Regions from separate parts of the Homo sapiens genome. Here region 2 is linked to region 1. The links are chromatin contacts, found by Hi-C in ENCODE. All regions are on one chromosome and are shown on one strand. The core of a region is the stretch at or near the end of the contact, and the rest is flanking DNA. Distances in the headings are between cores, read along the strand shown.

Region 1 (4,164 bases), core at 11-2,510:
GTCAGAATGACTTGGAATCTATTCAGGGCTGCTACTTAATTGGATGAAGAAAGTACTCTGTTGCATGCTAACCTCCCAGATTTGAATTAGAACCAAGGTCCTGAATCTACACAAGACCTTTTTCCCTTTCCTTTCTGCATTTATTTCTTTTTTTTCTACATCTTTCTTTTTGAATTTTTTTTTTTTTTTTTTTCTGAGATAGAGTCTTGCTCTGTCGCCAGGCTGGAGTGCAGTGGTGTGATCTTGGCTCACTGCAGTCTCCAACTCTGGTTCAAGCAATTCTCCTGCCTCAGCCTCCGGGTAGCTGGGACTACAGGCATACACCACCATGCCCAGCTAATTTTTGTATTTTTAGTAGAGATGGGGTTTCACCATAGTGGCCAGGATGGTCTCCATCTCTTGACCTCGTGACCTGACCCCCTCGGCCTCCCAAAGTGCTGAGATTACAGGCATGAGCCACCGCGCCCGGCCTCTTTTTGAATTTTTTTAAAAAAACACCTAAAGTTTAGGAAAGTATAAGAGGCCAAAGAAACAAGAGTTCAAAGAAACAAGAGTGTTATACACGCACACTTGCAGAAAGGTAGTAAAATATCTGTATAGTTCTGGCTGTCAAGCTTTTGGACTGAGATATGCGTAAGCAAGGCAAAAAGATCCCATAGTCCAGGAATATCAACCAGTCCAGTTTCCCAAGGAAACTAAAAGTAACTGAAAATGAGAAGGGTGCCATATAGGAAAATTGAAGGTGGGGCATAATTATTAATACACTGCTTTGGAAATGCTGGTATGGAAGATTCATATATGGACTTCAAAGCATACATGTCTTATACTTAGCTATGGGAAAATTATCATCAAAATCTTCATTTATACAAATCACGGGTATTAGAAATAAAATCAGGTATTGTGTACAGTCAGATCCCAGGTTTACACAAACTAGAGGTTTCAATTAAGTTTCCTTCATTTTATAAAACCATGACACAAGCTGTAAATAAAGGAGCTCTGGCTTTAGGCCTTCTTCTGTTTATAGACAGTAAATTTTAATCCTCTGTCCCTGCAGACCAACTCAAAGCAGTAACCTTGGCTACCGTTGCCGCAGAAGAAACACACCCTGCAGATTTCCAGTTCTATATTCAGTCTTAGAAAATTGGTCATGTTGAAAGGGAAAAAACAATTTTACTTTGCCTCAGTTATTGACACCAAGAAGCACTCCTCAGCCTGTTCAGAGGGGAAACAATGAGTCATTCATGCTGTCAGCCCAGGTGGTGCATGAATTCCAGACAGAGGCCGCTGAATTAACCCGTGGAGGCGTCTCTCTGAGCAGAGCCCGCAATGCGCCTGCTTGGGGCTCCCTGCAGCCTCTGGGGGAGGCAGGGCGGCCCAGAGCAGGCCTGTGCTGGAAAGGAACGCGAAGCCCTGTAACCAAGCCTGTACCTCTGCAGTGCTAGTCCCAAGGGGCCTCCGAGCTGTTTGTCACCATGTGATTGGCTCAGGAGAGGGGTGGAGAAATGAAAACACTCTGCCCAGGATATATTTAGTTGAAGTGCAGCTGGGGAAGTGCTTAAACAAGGGAGCTTTTGTCCTTATGTTGAAGTGTTTTTCTTAACTCCTCAAGGGTGAAAAACTTGAGCCACGTACTGATCCCATTCCCCCCCACCACCCCCAATATATTTTCTCTTCTTTAGGAAATGCTCTTATTCTGAAACTTTAGAATTTTCTAGGGTTTGTTGCATAAGAGGAAACTGAATAATTCTGATGCAGAACTGACACAAAATTTAAAGCACAAACTTTTAGTGGGAGACACAGTTAAGAAATTCAAATAATTTCTTAACACATTAGAAGTTTGCATTCTTGCCATTAATTTTCTGTAAGTTCAAACTGGAAATTGGCTATTTTCAAACGGCTTTACTTGAACTAATTTATGGAGTTAAAAACATAATTAAGTGTTATAAGCTGACAGAGCCCTGTTTCACTCGAGCTGATTCACGGTTTCCAGTAATGAAAGATATCCTTCTGCGCTGCTGAGCACAGCTTCTTTGCAACAGATGACTGATGAGCCGTGTAACGGCTCCTGTTCACATCCTCCTCAAAAAATGGCTGAAAACTGCCACCTTGCTGCAAGGCTTTATGTAAATACTGTATATTAGGGCACATTATCTATTATTAAGAAGTAATGTGGCTGGGCACTGTGGCTCATGCCTGTAATCCCAGCACTTTGGGAGGCCGAAGCAGGCAGATCACCTGAGGTCAGTTCAAGACCAGCCTGGCCAATGTGGTGAAACACCTCTCTATGAAAAATACAAAAATCAGCCAGGCGTGGTGGCGCATACCTGGAGTCCCAGCTACTCAGGAGGCTGAGGCATGAGAATCGCTTGAACCCAGAGGGGAGGTTGCAGTAAGCTGAGGTTGCACCACTGAACTCCAGCCTGGATGACAAAAAAAAAAAAAAAAAAAAAATAGCAACACAGGAAATATTTTCCATGAAAATTCCATTTGCAGTTATGAAGCAGGGGCAAAAACTTCTGGACAAGAAGCCCGTGGTTTTGTTGATACTAGCAAAGCAGGCTGTAATAGTGCTCTCCAGAGAAACAGAACCAGTAGGATGTGCATATTTATAGACAAAGATTTCTCTCTCTCTCTTTTTTTTTGAGACAGGTCCTTGCTCTGTCACTCAGGCTGGAGTGCACTGGCGTAATCTTGGCTTCCTGCAGCCTCAACCTCTCCTAGCTCAAGCAATCCTCCTGCCTCAGTCTCACGAGAAGCTGAGACTACAGGTGCATGCCACCATGCCCAGGTAATTTTTAATTTTTTGTAGAGATGGTGTTTTGCCATGTTGCCCAGCCTGGTCTCGAACTCCTGAGCTCAAGCCATCTGCCCGATTCAGCCTCCCAAAGTGCTGGGATTACAGGCATGAGCCTGACTGAGAGAGAGATTTTGTTTAAGGAATCGATCCATGCTTATGGAGGCTAAGTTCAAAATCTGCAGTGTGGGCTGGTAGGCTAGAGACCTAGAAAAGAGCCAGTGTTGTGGTTCAATCCAAAAGATGTCAGCTGACAGAATTCCCAGAATTTCTTCTTGTCTGGAGCCGGGAGAGCGAGAGGGAGTCTCTTGTTCTATTCAGGCCTTCAACTGATGTGATGAGGCCCACCCACAGTATGGAGGGCCATCTGCTGTACTTAATGTTCACCAATTTCAATGTTAATCTCATCCAAAAACACCCTCACAGACACATCCAGGAGAATCTTTGACCAAATGTTTGGGCACTGTGGCCTAACCAAGTTGACACATAAAAGTAACCAACCACAGGTTAACAAACTCATTTTAAAAAATTCATGTGTTAACTTCACTTGTTAAAGTAACAGCATTGCTTACCATGTTGTAGATGTTGTAAAGGTATAAAAACGGGTACCCTTACAACATCTGTATCCCCCTGAAGGCAAGGATCTCTCTCTCTCTCTCTCTCTCCCCCTCTCTCTCCCTCTCCTTCTATCCTGTTCTCCCTCCTCCCTCTTCTCTCCTGGGAGGCTTGCCCTTTCATCCCAGGGACCATGTTGTGAGGAAGTTCATGGAAAAGCCATGTGTAGATATTCCAGACGATAGCCCCCAGCCCACACCAACATCAACTACTAGACATGTGAATGAACAAGCCTCAGATGATTTTTTTCTCAGCCTTCAGAGTCTTCCAGCTGTGATCCAGACATGGTACAGCAAAGTCAAGCTACCCTCTGCTGTGCCCTGTCTTGATTTATTTATTTAAAATTTTTTTTTTAATTTTAATTTTTTTTACTCTGTAAGCTTTGTTGGTCTTAACTGTCTCAATTCTGACCTGTAGAAACCATGAGATATTAAAAAAAGAGGAAGAAGAAGAAAATTATTGCTATTTTAAGCCACTAAATTTGGGAGCGATTTGCTATACAGGAAAAGATAACTACTATAGTAAGATTATGGTTAACTTTATGAGAAAGTACCAAACTGATTTCTTTCCTTTTTTTTTCTTTGAGGTGGAGTTTCGCTGTTGTTGCCCGGGCTAGGGTGCAATAGTGCTATCTTGGCTCACTGCAACCTCCACCTCCCGGTTTCAAGCGATTCTCCTGCCTCAGTCTCCTGAGTAGCTGGGATTACAGGCACTCGCCACCATGCCTGGTTAATTTTTTCTATTTTTAGTAGAGT
Region 2 (4,787 bases), core at 1,928-4,427, 3.5 Mb after region 1:
CTGGTGATTTTCAAAGTACCACAAGCCAGTGGTTAAAAATTGCATTGACTTGGAAGTTCAGAGGGACACAATGGAAGCCCCTTTCCCTATTCATGGAGCTCCAGTGTGGTGGAAGAGAAAAACACACACGGACTAGATTGAGGGAAAGGAGGAATTCAATGAATCCTGGAGGACGGAACTGGTTTCTACTGAGTTCAGAGTTAAACTCGGCATTTGCTGGGGTCTGTATTCATATTGTGATTCAATCTGTAAAGAAATACAGCCCATCAGGCCACTTTCTGCAAGAAAATTATATTCCTGGGTGTTGAGTTTCTTTCTTTTCTTTTTTAGATTAGGGCAAATGTTGTCCCAACTTTCTCTAGGCAAATTAAAGCTTGCCATTCTTCTCATTATAATAAATTTACATCTGCAAAAAAAGACTGAGTTGGATTTTTAAAAAACAACAATAATATATTGATTTTATCTTCTCAGAGCTTTTTAACCTTAGACGCACAGCAAGTGAGCATCTCTGGAGAAGACATTTAAAAATATTTTTGCCCTTTTTTCTTCTCAGTCTGTAGTCTTGTCTCTTCTTCTATGCATTAAAATTAAGTATAATTCATACGGTGATTTTTTTTCTCCCTTGTAACAGCATTTCATAACTGAATGAGTCCTAAAATACAGAGTGAAACACCCCTGACTTTATGGCAGCCCTGTGATCATTTGCCTAGCAGGCTCCAATTTGTTAAGATATGGTTGGGAAATTATTCCATTTTAATCTAAGGCCATCACGCATACTTCAAATTCCAAAAATCTCTAAGTGGACTGGGGAAGCTCTTCCTCCTCGATATTGTTCCTTCCCATGTTTGTAAAAGGTAATCTGCTATGGAAGTCTCATTCAGGAGGTGAGATGAAGATTTCCCTATAATCAATTATTTTCATCCTCTATTGAGATGGGAATGCCCATTAGATTTCCTATCTCAACCCCAGTCTCATCACATCTCAGCTGAGCTTGTCCCGAATCTGCTGACATTTGTAACATTAGCAATTCCTGAATCATAGAGGTTGGAAGGGAAAACAACAACAACTACCAAAAACCTTCTCCTGTGTAATGATTTCTTTTCCATCCTTCTTATCCTCTTTAGGAGAAAGTTATATTGTGTCTCTAATTAACCTGAAATTCTCAGCTTGGCTTCATTCTGTGGCAATCTTATTACACACCAGGTTTATGATAGTTCAGTGTCCACTATAGGTTTGCTGGGCTTTTTTTTTTTTTTTTAACAACTTTCAAATAAACCGAGAACCTGCAGCTTTAGTGAAATACGTGATTTCATCGGAGAAAGAGTGAGGGCTGAGGTTTCGGGAATGAAGCTTAAAGAAGATTTTTCCTTTCCTAAAAACCAGCCCCTATCTGCCCAGATCTTTAGTCCTTACCTCATATTCTGCCTATGTGTGTAAAGAGAATTGAATGTAAAATGTGATCTATGCATGTCAATTATATGTATGGTTTATTTTTAAAATATCTTTACCCTGTCAATTTTTTTTTCAGCTACCAAGGATGTTTTCTGTGGTCATCAATTTACTCTTCATATGTGTTCATTTCTTTCCTGGAGCTCAGCGTCTTTTGTGTAAAATATTTTAATTGTTCACAAACCTGGTTGGTTTACCGGCATGAGGTTTTTTCTTGGTGCAAAGTGTGTACAAAGGAGACACAATTTTCTTGTATAAATGTGGAATAATGATAATTCACTAACTGGTCATAAACAACAAGTTTACTGCGTTGGAATATAGTGTGTTCTGAGAGCAATTCTACATGTTTGATGTTTAAAACCAGACACCCTGGAATTCAAAGACACAACTGTCTCAATTATTTTAGCACATGGAGCAGAATGGCAATAGGCTATGAAGTTGTTCTTTTTGCAGTGACTTCTTGAGGTAGAATATGGCTTGGGTTTGGTTCTTGTGACCTGTACTAGTATTATTTCCCATTTGGGGCAGAATCTCTGGGTGCGTTTTAATGACTATATGAATGCTTAAAAGGAACTTGAGGAACAATGAAGTCCGTACTCAACTGTTCTATGACCTAGAAGCATAGTCGGTGAAGTCTTTGTCTGTGTACATTGACAAATGTGCATCTGATACATGTGCGCTTACATGTGTGTACAGAGGGTGTGCACAGGGGAGGCTGGGCGGCTGCCTCCTCCTGTCCATCAGTGGGCAGAGGTCTTTCCCCTCTCACCATGACTGGGTGTGTGGCAGGATGTTGGCTGGAGAGTTAGCTAAAACCAGCGAGAGAGGGTAAAGTTGAGGAAAATTGATTCTAATTGCATCATGACAATCAGATGAAGTCTATTTCTGCTTCTCAGCATCCGAGATGCTTTATTTGGGCAATTAAAATGTCAGGCCACATACCTGTGAAATGTTAACCCTACAAGGAATAAACAGAAACAGAACGGCCTTTATCCTCTGAAAAGAATATATGTCATATATATATGTCACCAAACCGAACAAGTGATCAGAGTTAATTAAGAGAAGGGTTTGCCATCACCCGGATCTGGCCAACTCTTTCGTTTGGAAAATGCCTACAAGCTCAGTTCGTGGCACCTTCCCACCCTCACTCCCTATCCCTCTGCAAAGAAACCAGGGAACTTTTCTTTGGCATTGTGGGTACTAAGATGCGCCAGGAGTCCCGGGTGGTGCGCGAGCGGCGGAATTCGTGACATCGCCAAGTTGCGAGAGGCAAACTCCCCGATTCCATCCAAAGCCTCTCGCGGAGCCTTTAAGAGACGTTGTGTGTGCGCGCTGCGCTAGTCTCCCCGCCGGGGCGGAAACCTCGGGTGCGGGATGTGGGGAGAGCAGAGGCAGCGCTCGCAGGGCCAGCACGGGCCCATCCCCCTCTCGGCGGCGGCGGCGGCGGCGGCGCGGCCACCCCGTCCCCGCCCCCCCAACCCCCGGTCCCCCGCGTGCCCCGCGCCGCGCCGGCGACGCCGCTCGCGCTAGGACCGGGCTGCGCCCGCGGCCGCCATGGCGGGGCCGCCGCAGTCCGGCCAATGACGGCGAGGGGGCGGCGCGCGCGCGCCTGGCCAGGCCAACCCCGGCTGCTGCCTTATAAGGCGCGCCGTCGCCATGGCAACGTGCGCTAAGTTGCAGCAGTCGTGTCAAAGTTCACTATATAGAGAGCTCAGTGAGCTGATCGCGGAGAAGCCACTTCTGCCAGCCCCGGCGCCTATAAATCGCATTCCCTCCCGCGCCCCCCTTTTTAGCATATTTGATCACTTTGATTCTCTGTTCTTTTCTCTCCGCGGTGTGTGTGTGCGTGCGCGCGTGTGTGTTTTCTTCTTCTCCTCCTCCTCTCCCCGAGTTGCCTCCTTTCTCCGGGTGCCGTACTGCCTTTTTTCCCCTCTTTCATTCTTTCTCTCCGTCTTTTTCTCCCCCCTCTGCGCACGAAGGATGTGCTTCTAGGTGGTGATCTGCCCTCCTCTCTCTCTTTTATCATTTCTCCCCCGCCGCCGGCGAGTTGACTCTTTCCCTATGTGTGTGAGGCGGCGGCGGCAGCAGCAGCAGCAGCGGCTCCGGCGGCGGCAGCAGCGGCAGCAGCGACTTCAGCGGCGGCGGCGGCGCTAGACGCAGCGGCTCCGGGCCCGACCCGGCGGCTTCGGCGGCGGCTCCGGCGGCAGCGGCGGCCCGGGCGGCCCGCAGGGAACGGCGAGCGGCCTCCACCCAGCGACTGCGGGCGGCGGCGGCCGGAGAGAGCGAGGCGCGCGCCGGACGCCCGGGGCAGGCGGCGGCGGCGGCGGCCCAGCGCCAGGACGACGCCGCGCAGCGCCCGACGCGGACCACTTTCATGCTGATTCCCCCGGACCCGGGCAGCGCTCCGGCCACTCCGCGGGCCGCCGGCCTCCGCCCCGGCCTGCCTGGCTCCCTGGGCGCGCCCGCACCCGGCGCCTCCGATCTCCTAGTCCTCCTGATTTCGATGGCTTTCCTGAATGGCTGACTGTGGGCTGCCCTGGACTTGGCCCCCGGACAGTCGCCTCTCCTCCTCCTCTACCTCCTCCTTCACCACCACCTCCTCTTCCTCCTCCTCCTCCTCCTCCTCCTCCGCCAACTCCTCGGCTGCACACCAGCTCTAAGAGCGAGAGTGAACGAGAGAGGGAGGGAGAGAGTGAGAGCGAGCGAGATCTTTGGAGAGATTTTTTTTTTTGCCTCCTACTTCTGTCTTGAAGCCAGACAATCGACTTCAGCTCTCCCTCCCCTCCCTCTTTCTCCACGTTCTGCTCCCACTCGCTCTCCTGTCCCCTTCCCCTCCCCTCCCGGCGGAAAGCCCCCCGAAACCAACAAAGCTGAGCCGAGAGAAACAAACAAAACAAACACACCGGGCCAGACAAGCCATCGACAAAACTTTGCAAAAGCAAAAACAAAAAAGGAAAAACTAACCAACCTCAACCAACCAGCCCCCGAGCCACCCGGGGCGCCCTCCCGCGCCCTCTTGCACCCTCGCACACACAAAAGGCGGCGCGCCGGAGCCCGAGACCCGGGGAGCCGCCGCCGCCCCGCCGCCGCCCGCAGCCAGGGGAGCAGGAAGTCCGGACGCAGCCCCCATAGATATGGCAATGGTAGTCAGCACGTGGCGCGACCCCCAGGACGAGGTGCCCGGCTCACAGGGCAGCCAGGCCTCGCAGGCGCCGCCCGTGCCCGGCCCGCCGCCCGGCGCCCCGCACACGCCACAGACGCCCGGCCAAGGGGGCCCAGCCAGCACGCCAGCCCAGACGGCGGCCGGTGGCCAGGGCGGCCCTGGCGGCCCGGGTAGC

The links. Hi-C counts contacts between places; a loop is a spot of excess contacts on that map. Pooled maps may share reads with other maps.
Region 2: a loop to region 1 is called in a map with no recorded cell type, with 5 times the contacts of the local background. The contact joins the promoter of NR2F2 here to the enhancer-like site in region 1. A Hi-C loop is called at or near these places in 2 of 37 single-sample maps with no recorded cell type and 2 of 50 pooled maps.

What each region holds. Positions count from the first base shown.
Region 1 is chr15:92,830,556-92,834,719 of GRCh38, forward strand. No RefSeq gene overlaps it. Among named protein-coding and RNA genes, the nearest start is that of CHASERR, 50 kb to the right of the region's middle. RefSeq lists enhancers at 1,134-1,183, 1,564-1,763, 2,520-2,579. Within about 2 kb of position 1,261, at least 41 of the 41 ENCODE cell types and tissues checked have a DNase peak (open chromatin) inside an H3K27ac peak, as active enhancers do.
Region 2 is chr15:96,327,523-96,332,309 of GRCh38, forward strand. NR2F2 (nuclear receptor subfamily 2 group F member 2) reads left to right here and starts at 3,178. Exons shown (of 3, transcript NM_021005.4): 1 at 3,178-4,787. The coding sequence starts at 4,584. RefSeq lists a silencer at 2,931-3,070.